Regions from separate parts of the Homo sapiens genome. Here region 2 is linked to region 1. The links are chromatin contacts, found by Hi-C or POLR2A ChIA-PET in ENCODE. All regions are on one chromosome and are shown on one strand. Each heading gives the region's core, a stretch centred on a gene start or an enhancer-like site at or near the end of the contact. The rest is flanking DNA. Distances are from core to core; before and after follow the strand shown. Region 1 overlaps LVRN (laeverin). Region 2 holds the start of COMMD10 (COMM domain containing 10).

What was found. Hi-C counts contacts between places; a loop is a spot of excess contacts on that map. ChIA-PET counts read pairs that join two places held with the same protein, here RNA polymerase II (POLR2A). Pooled maps may share reads with other maps.
Region 2: a loop to region 1 is called in a pooled map, with 2.5 times the contacts of the local background. The contact joins the promoter of COMMD10 here to the enhancer-like site in region 1. A Hi-C loop is called at or near these places in 2 of 37 single-sample maps with no recorded cell type and 3 of 50 pooled maps. POLR2A ChIA-PET finds 5 or more read pairs at or near these places in 2 of 52 experiments (SK-N-SH and WTC11).

What each region holds. Positions count from the first base shown.
Region 1 is chr5:115,974,956-115,980,856 of GRCh38, forward strand. The region is part of intron 1 of LVRN (laeverin); the gene reads left to right. It also overlaps the pseudogene DDX43P1. Among named protein-coding and RNA genes, the nearest start is that of LVRN, 15 kb to the left of the region's middle. RefSeq lists an enhancer at 2,214-2,503. Within about 2 kb of position 4,270, at least 2 of the 41 ENCODE cell types and tissues checked have a DNase peak (open chromatin) inside an H3K27ac peak, as active enhancers do.
Region 2 is chr5:116,081,384-116,086,827 of GRCh38, forward strand. COMMD10 (COMM domain containing 10) reads left to right here and starts at 3,642. Exons shown (of 7, transcript NM_016144.4): 1 at 3,642-3,710. The coding sequence starts at 3,670. RefSeq lists enhancers at 3,436-3,595, 3,889-4,183.

The sequences.
Region 1 (5,901 bases), core at 3,020-5,519:
TGCCTTTTGGGAAATGAAGATAATCACTTTGTCTCTGGGTGAAATAAGATCTAGAAAACTTTGGATATAAATTCATTTTTCTTCCTCTGTGGTGATCATTATATTTGCTTCACTAAACTTAATGGCAACCAGATCCAGTGTACCAGCATAGACAAGCATGGGCTCTTTCAAATAAGATTGTATGAGTCAATGAACTGAATATGGCCAAGTTGCCTGGTCATAATATTCTGCCTGTCTGGGCGCACATCTAACAAAATCTTCATTATCTTGGGTTCACACCCCATGTCCAGCATATTGTCTGCTTTATCTAAAACCAAGTAGGTTACACTTCTCAGGCTGACAAAGTTATTCATTTGCAGATCATCCAGTCTTTTGGGAGTTGCCAATATGATATCAACACCTTTCCTAAGGTCTTCTATTTGTTTGTCTCCATCTCCACCACCGTATAACAAATGCTTCTAAACTTTTATTGCATCACTCAGCTTCCACTTAAAGAGTTAGCTCCTGAGTGGGCATAAGGACTAACATGCGGGTCTATTCCTTTTTTCTCTGTGTGTTGGAAGTCCAGATGAATATATCCAGGCATTAAATAGCATAATGTTTTTCCTGTACCAGTTTGGGCTACCCCTGTAAGATCTTTTCCTTGCAGAGCAATTGGCCATGCCTGTGACCGAATAGGTGTTGGTTTTTGAAAACCTGTCTTTTTAATATTTTCCATAACTTCAGAACAACATTGAAAGGCATCGTCAAATGTGCAACTAGGATTGGGGATAGGACGTTTCTTACCATTTTTCACGTCATCACACATTATATTAAAATTTGCCTTCCTCCGGTTGTCTGCTTGCACTTGGGATATTGAACTTGTTGTTGACTCTTTGTAAAAGGTTTTCTCAATTGGTTTTTAAATCAATTCTGTGTTCTGAATTGTAATTTGTTTTTTAAAAAACACATTTATCTATTACTACTTTTGCTTTTGTTTGCATCGCCTTGCTGCCAAAAATGTTGACTAATGATTCCAGATGTCCTTTTCTTTATCTGGATTTTGATGTTTGTTGTGCTTTGGCTATCCTTTATTTTTGACCCACCGTGACTGATCACCACACCAACTAAGTCGTTCTTCAATCCGAAACAGAGCAGTGGCTCCCAGTGACTAGCGGCCACAGCCTCCGGGGTTTAGAGGGGTCTCTTCGGTCCCCACTTCTGCCACCCCTATATCCTTCACAACCTCTTTGATTCAGTTCCTCTGCCAGTCTCCTCTCTGGTGCTCAGGATACTGTTGAGCTTCGCCAGATAGCAATGACCCAGATAATGGCATTGGCTCCTACTTTTTGGTTAGATGAGAGTAAGTGCATCTGACCAGCTCTGCGCTACCTGACCATGCTGTTGTAGGACTGGTGTCAAGATTTATCTATTTTACTAATCTTCTTGTAGAACCAGTTTTTGGCTTCATTGATTTTCTCTATTGATTTTCTGTTTTTTATTTCACCGATTTATATTTTGATCTTTATTATCCACTTTCTTCTTACTTTGGGCTTTATTTTTACTTTTTCTATACTATGGTTGACACAAACTTATTACTTTAAGACCCTTTTATTTCTCATATAGGCATTTAATATTATAAATTTCCCACTAACTATTGCTTTAATGCCATGCCACAAATGATGTTATGTTGTTTTTATCTTTTTTTTGGAAGTTCAGAATACTTTCTAATTTCCATTTGGATTTTATCTTTGACTCCTGTGTTATTTAGAACTGCATTATTTGCTTTCCAAATGTTTCAGCATCTTCTCATTTTTTATTGAATGCCTGACATTTAAATTTTTATGTTGTTGGATGCTGGATTTGGTTATATTGCTTAGAGAATGCTGGCCCTTTTGGATAGTAACTGAAGTTACTTGGTGATCCTGTTGATCCTTGTTTGATTCTCTTGAGCCATGTTTTTAAGCTCTTTGAGAGTGACTCTAAAGAAGCCTTTACTCTAGGGCTACTTTAGGCCACTACTCAGGCATCACCCATCTAGTCTCCCTCTGTTGAATAATCTATATATTCTGAAGATTTCAATACTCTGGCTTGAGAAAATTCCAACAACTCCAAACAGTATGTGAACTCTGGGAAGTGTTCAGCGTACCCTTCCCTGGTACTTATTCTTTCCCCAGCAGCTTCTCTTTGCCTGACCTCATGATGATTACTATTTGTCCAAAGACTTGAGGGGAATCCTATACAGATTTCTGGAAGTCTTTCTTTGCATAGTTACCTCTTCTCTTATACTCTACTCGGCAAATTCTAGCTGTCTAGGTGTCCCTGAACTCTAACGTCTGTCTCTTCAACTCAGTGAGACCACCGAATTGTTTCAGTTTCCCTTTCCTGTGCTGCAGTTTAGAAACTGCTTCGAGGCAGAAAAACAGGGTAATTGTAGCATTTGCTTTGCTTGTTTCTCTTCTCTTGAGGATCACAGTCCTGTGCTTCTGGTTGTCTTATGTCTGAAATAGTTGTTTTATATATTTTGTCAGGTTTTAAAACTGTTTTCAGCAGAAGGCTGATTTGAGCCTATGTTACTCCCTGTGGTGGCAAACAGAAGTCTCATTATCTTTAGATTTGGGAATGCTATTAATTATAAAGTTAATCTCTAGTCGTCTTCATGACATCTCAGTTTAGTTTAGTTTTAGTATTTATTACGTTATGTACTTCAAAGCAGTCAGTGCATTGGAAAGGACCCCAGGCTTGGGACCTGGAGCCCTGATTCTGGTACCACTGTGCACTTGCTGGTCGTCTAATCAGTTGCATAAACTCCTGGGGAGTCAGTTTTCACATCTGTCAATTAAGATGGTGGGACTCTTTAAGGTCTCTTCACTTTTGTAATTTAATGAGAGAACTCATACACTCCCACTTTTGTTCAAAGATTCCCAGAATACTTCTTGCATTTTTGATTCTAGCATTCCCTTGATTAAAGAAAAGAAGGAACTGAAAGATATTTAAAGAAATGAAAATAGAAAGATCAAGATCAAATAAGGAAAGTGTGAAATAGTTGGTGAAAATTAGGATATTTTGGGGGGCCAAATAAAGGTGAAAGCAGCATGATTAAAATCAATGAATTTGTGCAGGTTTAGACAGAGTGAACAGAGAATAGAAACAGACTTTCTTGCAGTTGCTGTTTATGCTAGGAAATCTGGCATGGTGATTAGGGTATGACACACAAGAGAGAAATTTGAGCAGTATCAGGAAAAGAATTTGTAAGTCTCAAAACGAGGTCAGAGAACTTAAGTGCCAGACACATGATGCTGGTGTCACAGAGGAAAATGTCATTTCATTATCCTATAAAGGTGTCAAACCCATATATTTCATGTGGCTGAGCAGTCCTCTCTGGGAGATGGTTTTGCACAGCAAAGATTCAGATCCTGTGTCTTTTGAAAATACGTATAGCTAGCATATTGAAAAAGCATAGCTTACAGATTAGTAAAAACACAACTTCGTTTTTCCATTGTCCTTTTACAGTGGGAAATTTAGTCTGTGGGGTAACTTTTCTGCTCTGCATGAGGACCCCAGCAGCCTATAAGTTCCTGCTTATTCTTAAGTGACAGGTGATCTACAGTAACTAAGTCACAAGTAAGTTAGATGAGAAAATTAGAAAATCCAGTCCTGTGTAATATTCAAACCTTTGAACTTAATTTACTGTTAAACCTCTTTCTCTCCCACCTCCATTTTTCTCCCATCTTCCACTCCCTACTCTTGGGCTAGTTTTTAGGATGGAAGCCTGCATTAAGGTACAGGGTGGTAGTCCTTCTTCTTTTCTTTACCTCACGTTTCTACTCTTCTTTGCCTATCTTGATAGCTGCTATTTTGATTCCACGGGAGTCCATGGGGCTGGGGGTGACAGGGAGAGGTGACACATAGGACTTCTTACTTGAGCTGGCACTGTTGTCATTTGGTCTCATTCTGGTCTTACAGATGCATTTTCCCCTTGAGATGTCATTTTCCTGGATTCTTCAGTGTTTTTCCTCTTTTTTTCTACAATTTCCTTGACTCAGCAACTTCTATTTCTTTGTTCTGATAGTCATCATGACTTCTTCCTCAGCCCCTAGACACCAAGCAGCGTATCTCAAAGCTCCTCCAGCCTCCTCCAGGTGGCTCTACTGGACTAAATCAAGACAGTCCCCATATTGGCTCACTTTGTATGGTAGGGGACACAGCTCTTGCAAGGAATGCTCATGCTTCCCTGGCCTGGGACTGGCATGAGTCCCAAGGCAGCAGCACTCCAAAGAAGTCAGCCATTCTCATGCCTTTTAGATCCCCACCTGGTAGGAGTTAGACCTTGGCCATACCATCAATTTCATCTTTCTCAAAAGTGAGTTGGGCTTCTAAGCCTCTCAGCCTCAGGAAACACTTTCACTGCTCTCTGAGGGATTCTCTCCTCCAAGCCCATAGTTAGAAGGTTGCCCCTCCTCCCAACTCCCTGAGAGCGTGGAAAGCTTGGCAAAGTAATGCTTCCCCCTCCCCTCCATCAAGAGATAGCTTCTCCAATCTCTTTTGTCTCCATTCTCTGACCCTTCTTCTGGGGCCCTCATGTAGCTGAGAAGCCCAACAGGCATACCCAGGTTCTCAAGGCCATTTATTTTGAAAATCTTCATAACATGTTTTGGCACCTTTCTCTGGAATTTTATATCTATTATGTTTTGTTGCCTGGTGAAAACTTCAGTTTTCAGATTCTATTACACAAGTAATAAACAAACGTGATTCATAAGCCAACCCTTGAACCACAGTCCAGTAGTGTAACATCTGGCTCTACTAAACATTTTGATTTCTGAGTGTGTTATTGTGTAAAAAAACTGTGGGAGGACAACTTGCCTAAGAGTTTTATTTAATACTTGACCGGCTATGCTATTCAGCACTTGTTAAGTAGAGCTGTAGACATACAAAGTTCATAAAATAATTTGGAATGAAATAGCTTACTGAGTGGATGTAGTAGATTTTTGTTTATGTTGTAGTAGGTTTATTCTCCAAGGGTGTCATGTGGTTCTTGACCACAAAGAAAGCAGTGAGTCCATGATCCACTTCCAGCACAAGAAAACAGTGAGTCCATGATTCTCTTTCCAGACAAGAGGGCAGGAAAGTTGCTCTGCAATACTGACCCACAAGGAGACAAATTCTCCCAAATTAACTCCCTCACCAGCTGACCATTCTAAACACAGACTTAATGGACACCATAATAGCATGTTTCAGTGAGATTTGAAGGGAGGAGAGGGTGGTGGATGGTTCTATTTTCTGAAGTCAAAATATCGTTACAGGGTAGCTTGAGTCCAAAGCACAGAGAAAAGGGAAGGAAACACCACTGTGAGGTTCTCAGAGGTGGCATAACTAGATCATATGTGCTGCTGGTTAGACTTGACTTTTGCAGTTAAGGTTGAGAGCCAAAGGCTGTGTGTCGTAGGGATTTTCCCCTAACTTTTGGTTTGTTTGCATAAAACTAGGGAGGGAAATAGTTGAATTAAATTTGAGAGACTTTATTTTACTTATTTGGAGACCTGAATCATGGAATTGGAAGATGCTTGCTTGATGTTTGATTTGCTGAAGTGGTGACTCTTTAAGCTGGCGTCTCCACCTGCTTTTACACTCCAGGTTCACTTTTGGAACCTGTAAAATAAAAGTTTCCCACTTCCTTAAGGAGTATAATTTTCTCTCCGCTCCCCACCTTGCAGTCTCTTTGAGATTCATAAGCTTTGTGAGGTCATGGCAGCTGAGAACGTATGATCAAGCTTTACTTCCTATAGTTTCTGTTACAAAGACAATAGGCATTTGTTGGCTTTTAAAAAATACATGAGCATGTATTTTTTAATATGCCACCAGTTGTACAAAATATCCTATAATTTCAGAGGGCTCAAAGACCTCCTGAAGGCCATGCATGAA
Region 2 (5,444 bases), core at 2,392-4,891, 110 kb after region 1:
AGCTAAAGGAGCATGTTCTACCCAATGCAAGGAAGCTAAGAACCTTGATAAAAGGTTACAGGAACTGCCAACTAGAATAACCAGTTTATAGAAGAACATAAATGACCTGATGGAGCTGAAAAACACAGCATGAGAACTTTGTGAAGCATACACAAGTATCAATAGCTGAATCAATCAAGCAGGAGAAAGGATATCAGAGATTGGAGATCAACTTAATGAAATAAAGCATGAAGACAAGATTAGAGAAAAAAGAATGAAAAGGAACGAAAAAAGCCTCCAAGAAATGTAGGACTATGTGAAAAGACCAAACGTATGCTTGATTGGTGTACCTGAAAGTGATGGGGAGAATGTAACCAAGCTGGAAAACACTCTTCAGGATATTATCCAGGAGAACTTCCCCAACCTAGCAAGGCAGGCCAACATTCAAATTCAGGAAATACAGAGAACACCTCAAAGATACTCCTCGAGAAGAACAACCCCAAGACACATAATCGTCAGATTCACCAACGTGGAAATGAAGGAAAAAATGTTAAGGGCAGCCAGAGAGAAAGGTCAGGTTACCCACAAAGGGAAGCCCATCAGACTAACAGCGGATCTCTCTGCAGAAACCCTACAAACCAGAAGAGAGTGGGGGCCAATATTCAACATTCTTAAAGAAACGAATTTTCAACCCAGAATTTCTTATCTAGCCACACTAAGCTTCATAAGCGAAGGAGAAATAAAATCCTTTACAGACAAACAAATGCTGAGGGATTTTGTCACCACCAGCCTGCCTTACAAGAGCTCCTGAAGGAAGCACTAAATATGGAAAGGAAAAATCAGTACCAGCCATTGCAAAAACAGACCAAAATGTAAAGACCATTGACACTATGAAGAAACTACATCAACTAATGGGCAAAATAGCCAGCTAGTATCATATGACAGGATCAAATTCACACATAATATTAACCTTAAACGTAAATGGGCTAAATGCGCCAATTAAAATACACAGACTGGCAAATTGGATAAAGAATCAAGACCCATTGGTGTGCTGTATTCAGGAGACCCATCTTGTGTGCAAAGAAACACATAGGCTCAAAATAAAGGGATGGAGAAATATTTACCAAGCAAATGGGAAGCAAAAAGAAGCCGGGGTTGCAATCCTAGTTTCTAGCAAAACAGACTTTAAACCAACAAAGATCAAAAAAGACAAAGAAGGGCATTACATAATGGTAAAGGGATCAATGCAACAAGAAGAGCTAACTATCCTAAATATATATGCACCCAATATAGGAGCACCCAGATTCTAAAGCAAGTTCTTAGAGACCTACGAAGAGACTTAAGACTCCCACACAATAATAGCAGACAACTAAAAGGACTTTTCATGGACATAGATGTCTATATTCCAGAGAATGCAGAAATATCTTGGGTGAGGTTCTCATTTGAGGTGTGAAACTATTCACAGCATCACGCCTTTATAGAAACATGGTAATAAGAAGTAATCAGCCCATCATTGAAAATGAAGAGCATTAGAGTGAGTCGCCTCTGTGTCCACTGGAGACTTGCTTTTGTGAACACCTAAGAGGTCTGGGTTTTGTTTTCTAAGGAGGGTAGAATGTTTCTTTTACATACGTACCACATTATTTAAATCTCATTAAGATCCAAGGGAGCAGACATTATTCTCATCCCCATTACAGATTGGGAATGAGAAACTTGTTGAGGTTAAGTACTTTGTCCAAGGTTACATGGATTTGGGATTTGAGCCATCTTGATGCTCTTTTGCTCAAAATTCTGGCTATATATTTTTAAGGCAATCAGAGGGTGAACTTCATTAGGGATTTGAAACAGTTTTAGTTGGTTAGTGGTTCTACTTCAGGTAAGGAATCAAGACAAAAGGGAAATGATTCAAAGAATGAGGGAACTGGGACCCTTTTAAGTTGCAGATGAGGTCATCTGTGTTTGGATCAGAGACCTATAATTTATGTAGATTCACATACATCTTTTTCAGATATGCATACATTGGGGACTGTAGAGTGTTGTGGAACTAAATGTATTTGTATGTGTTCAACACACTGTATAATTGACTCAATTATCCATGTGGAGATTATTCAGATTTAATGTGCAATCTGGTTTCTCCTTTCAGTTAGGTTGTTCTTGGGCTGCTCCAGGAACTCCAACTAATTTAAATAATAATTTAAGTAAAACATAATTAGGAAGGAAAATTAAATTCAATTTTTTGGCAGCTCTTGAATATTCTACTGCTGAAACGTAACTAATCCATCCACTATCTTTTAATTCACCAATGCCTTTTTAGTACCACAGGATTTTACTGCTTTCTATAGATTATTGCAGTAGTTTCCAGGTAGCTCTCCTGCTTACCTCTTTCCATTTCAATCATCATTCTGCTGACAGCAACCTTCAAAAATCCAACTCCCACTGCAAAATTTCTTTGGTTCAAAACATTTAATGGATAGAAAAAACATTTAATGCTTACCCATTTCTCACCAGATTAAGTGCACATGCCACAACCAGTCATTAAAGGCTTTTTCTAGTCTAAATTCCTGTTCTTCAAACGTCAAACCGCCCTTCTACTCTACTGACCTGAAACACACAGCCTCACCCTCCACATCTCTGCAGACCCACCGCATTTGCCACCTGCCCTAGGGAGCTTTTCCTGATCTTACCTCGGATGCCTTTCACTGCTCCCACATCTGAATTCCTTTAACTCACTCCATGTTTTTCTCAAAGGCAGACCAAGGTATTTATGCAAACATGGTGTCTCCCTAGTCTTGGGTGAGGTCTTTGACATCACTCACTGCAGCGATTCATCTCCCCTACTCTGCACTGTCAGACTCTAAAGAAGGGTGCAACAAATACTTGTCCATTTAGACTGCCGGCAAACCCTGAGGGCAGGAATTTTGGCCTTTTGTATCTCCAGTGCCTAGAACAGTGCTTGGTACACAGTAGGCACTCATTCATTGAACGTTGCTGAAGGAATTGAACGTACATACTACAAGCCCTGCAGATGCAGATACAGGAGGGGTTGACGGCACAGTGCTTAGGGTGGAACTGGAGGCACCACCTCTCCTGAGGGGTGATGCGCCGCTTCCTGGGCAGGCTCGGGGGAGCTCGCTCAAATGCCTGCCTCTCTGTAGCCCAAACGCTGGAAAAAAAAATACTCACAAATCACCTATCCAAGTATGTACACACAGGCTCACTTAAACCCGCCCTATTAAAAAAATATACACACGCACACACCATTTATCCAAGTATGTATACACGGGCTTGCTTAAACCTGCCCTATTAAAAATAATAATGTATATATTTATGCACGAACATACACACATATATCTATACAGGTCTGTACATAGACTTGCTTAAACCTGCCCTATTAAATACAGACACACACCCCTATCCAGGTATGTACATACATATATAATATATAAATATAAAGACATATATATGCACAGACTTAACTCCAACACGATTGGAGTGTCGGGAGGGCAACTGGGCTGCCCTCTCCGCCCTCCAGGACTGCGGGACAAGTCTCCCGGCGCCCGGGTCGCAGGAGACCCGGAGCCCTAAAACGGCCCCTGCGCGGCTTGGGCCTTCCGGCTTTCCGTCCGCCGCGGCCGCCATTGGCTGGGTTCGGCGCAGCTAACAGACGGCGGCAGTGCGAGAAAGCCGAAGATGGCGGTCCCCGCGGCGCTGATCCTACGGGAGAGCCCCAGGTAGCTGATCCGTTAAGCTCTTGCGGTAGCCGCGCCCAGGAAGGCCCAGATCGGGCTCGCACAAGGCTGTCCTTGCTGCCTGCCGCCTGGGCGCCGCGGCGGGCCCGGTTGAGTGGGGTGGGGTGGGGTGGGCTGCCGAGGTTGCGACGCTGCGTCTGCGGAGTGCGTGGGGCCGTGTAGCGCCTCTACAGTCACGGTGGTCCACCTGTGGGGCTCACAGTGCGCCTGGCAGCTGAGGTCTGTACGGAAGCGTGTGGTCTGCAAGCGTGGGGTCTGCGTCACTGTTCGCGGAGTTTGGTATCAGAAGTTCCCGGGTGCTGCCTTCAGTGCTGCCGAATCACGTGGAACGGTATTCCGTTTCCGATTTCAGTTCCGGTTCAGACACTCTGGTGGGAAAGGCTCACGCTGCTGCTGGAGGGTCTTTAATAGCCAACATGTGTTAATACCCCTTTTAAATCAGTATCGAATAGGGGACCGAATTTTTGGTTGGTAGAAGAATCTAGCCTGGCTTTGGTAGCATTTGCTTTTATTTGCATTTTAAACAGATTTTTAGTTAATTTCTACTTATGGTAGATAAAGTTGGTTGTCCATGGTAGTGATATAAAGCTCCCCTTTAACATTATTTAAGTAAAAAAAGACTCAATTTGTGAAAAAATAAGCAATAGTGCAGGTAGCGTGTGGATACAGAAAAAGTACTGAAGTATATAGGCAAAATAGTGTTCGGAAGTAATTTCTTTGTGCTTGGATTGGGTAGAAATCTTTCAGAAGAAAAGAGTTATTTTAAAGTTTTTCCTTCTTTCTGGATTCCTTTTGTTACCAGTGGAGGGTGTCCAGGTTCTTGGCGTCTTGAACAAAGAACTGGAGAAGACGCACAAAGAAAGCGAGGAAAGAATGAAGAAGACATTTATTGAAAATGAAACTACCCTCCACAGTGTGGGAGCTGCTTGAGCATAGGGGCTGAAGGGCCCCTACAGAATTTTTGGGAATTTAAATACCCTCTAGAGGATTCCATTGGTTACTTGGTGTACTCCCTATGTAAATGAAGAGGATGAAGTAAAGTTACAAAGTCATTTTCTCCGCCTATGCCATATGGAGAGGACATTTCTTGTCATAGCTGAAGTGGGAATCAGCTTTATGTTCCCAGCCTCCTGACCCTATTTTCCTGCCTCACTTTGGTTCTGATCGCCAGTTTCTTTCCTCATACCAGTGTCTTGGGGAACACCGCTACATCAGTAAACTGTATCCAATATGGTGCAGTATAGAATTGTTCTCATCACATCATTTAAAGTTGATTATTACAGGAAAGGTGCTGTGGCTCATGCCTGTAATTCCAGCACTTTGGGAGGCTGAGGCGGGCTAATCTCTCTCTCTTTTTTTTCCCTGAGAGGGCGTTTCCCTCTTGTTGCGCAGGCTGGAGTGCAATGGCGCCATCTCGGCTCACTGCAGCCTCCGCCTCCTGTGTTCAAGCGATTCTCCTCCCTGAGCCTCCTGAGTAGCTGGGATTACAGGCACCCGCCACCACGCCCAGCTAATTTTTTGTATTTTTAGTAAAGATGGGGTTTCACCATGTTGGCTAGGCTGGTCTGGAACTCCTGGCTTCGGGTGATCTGTCCTCCCTGGCCTTGCAAAGTGCTGGGATTATAGGGGTGAGCCACTGCAGGACTGATTGAGCTCAGGAGTTCAAGACCAGCCTGGGCAACAGGGCAAAACTCTGTCTCTACAAAAAATACAAAA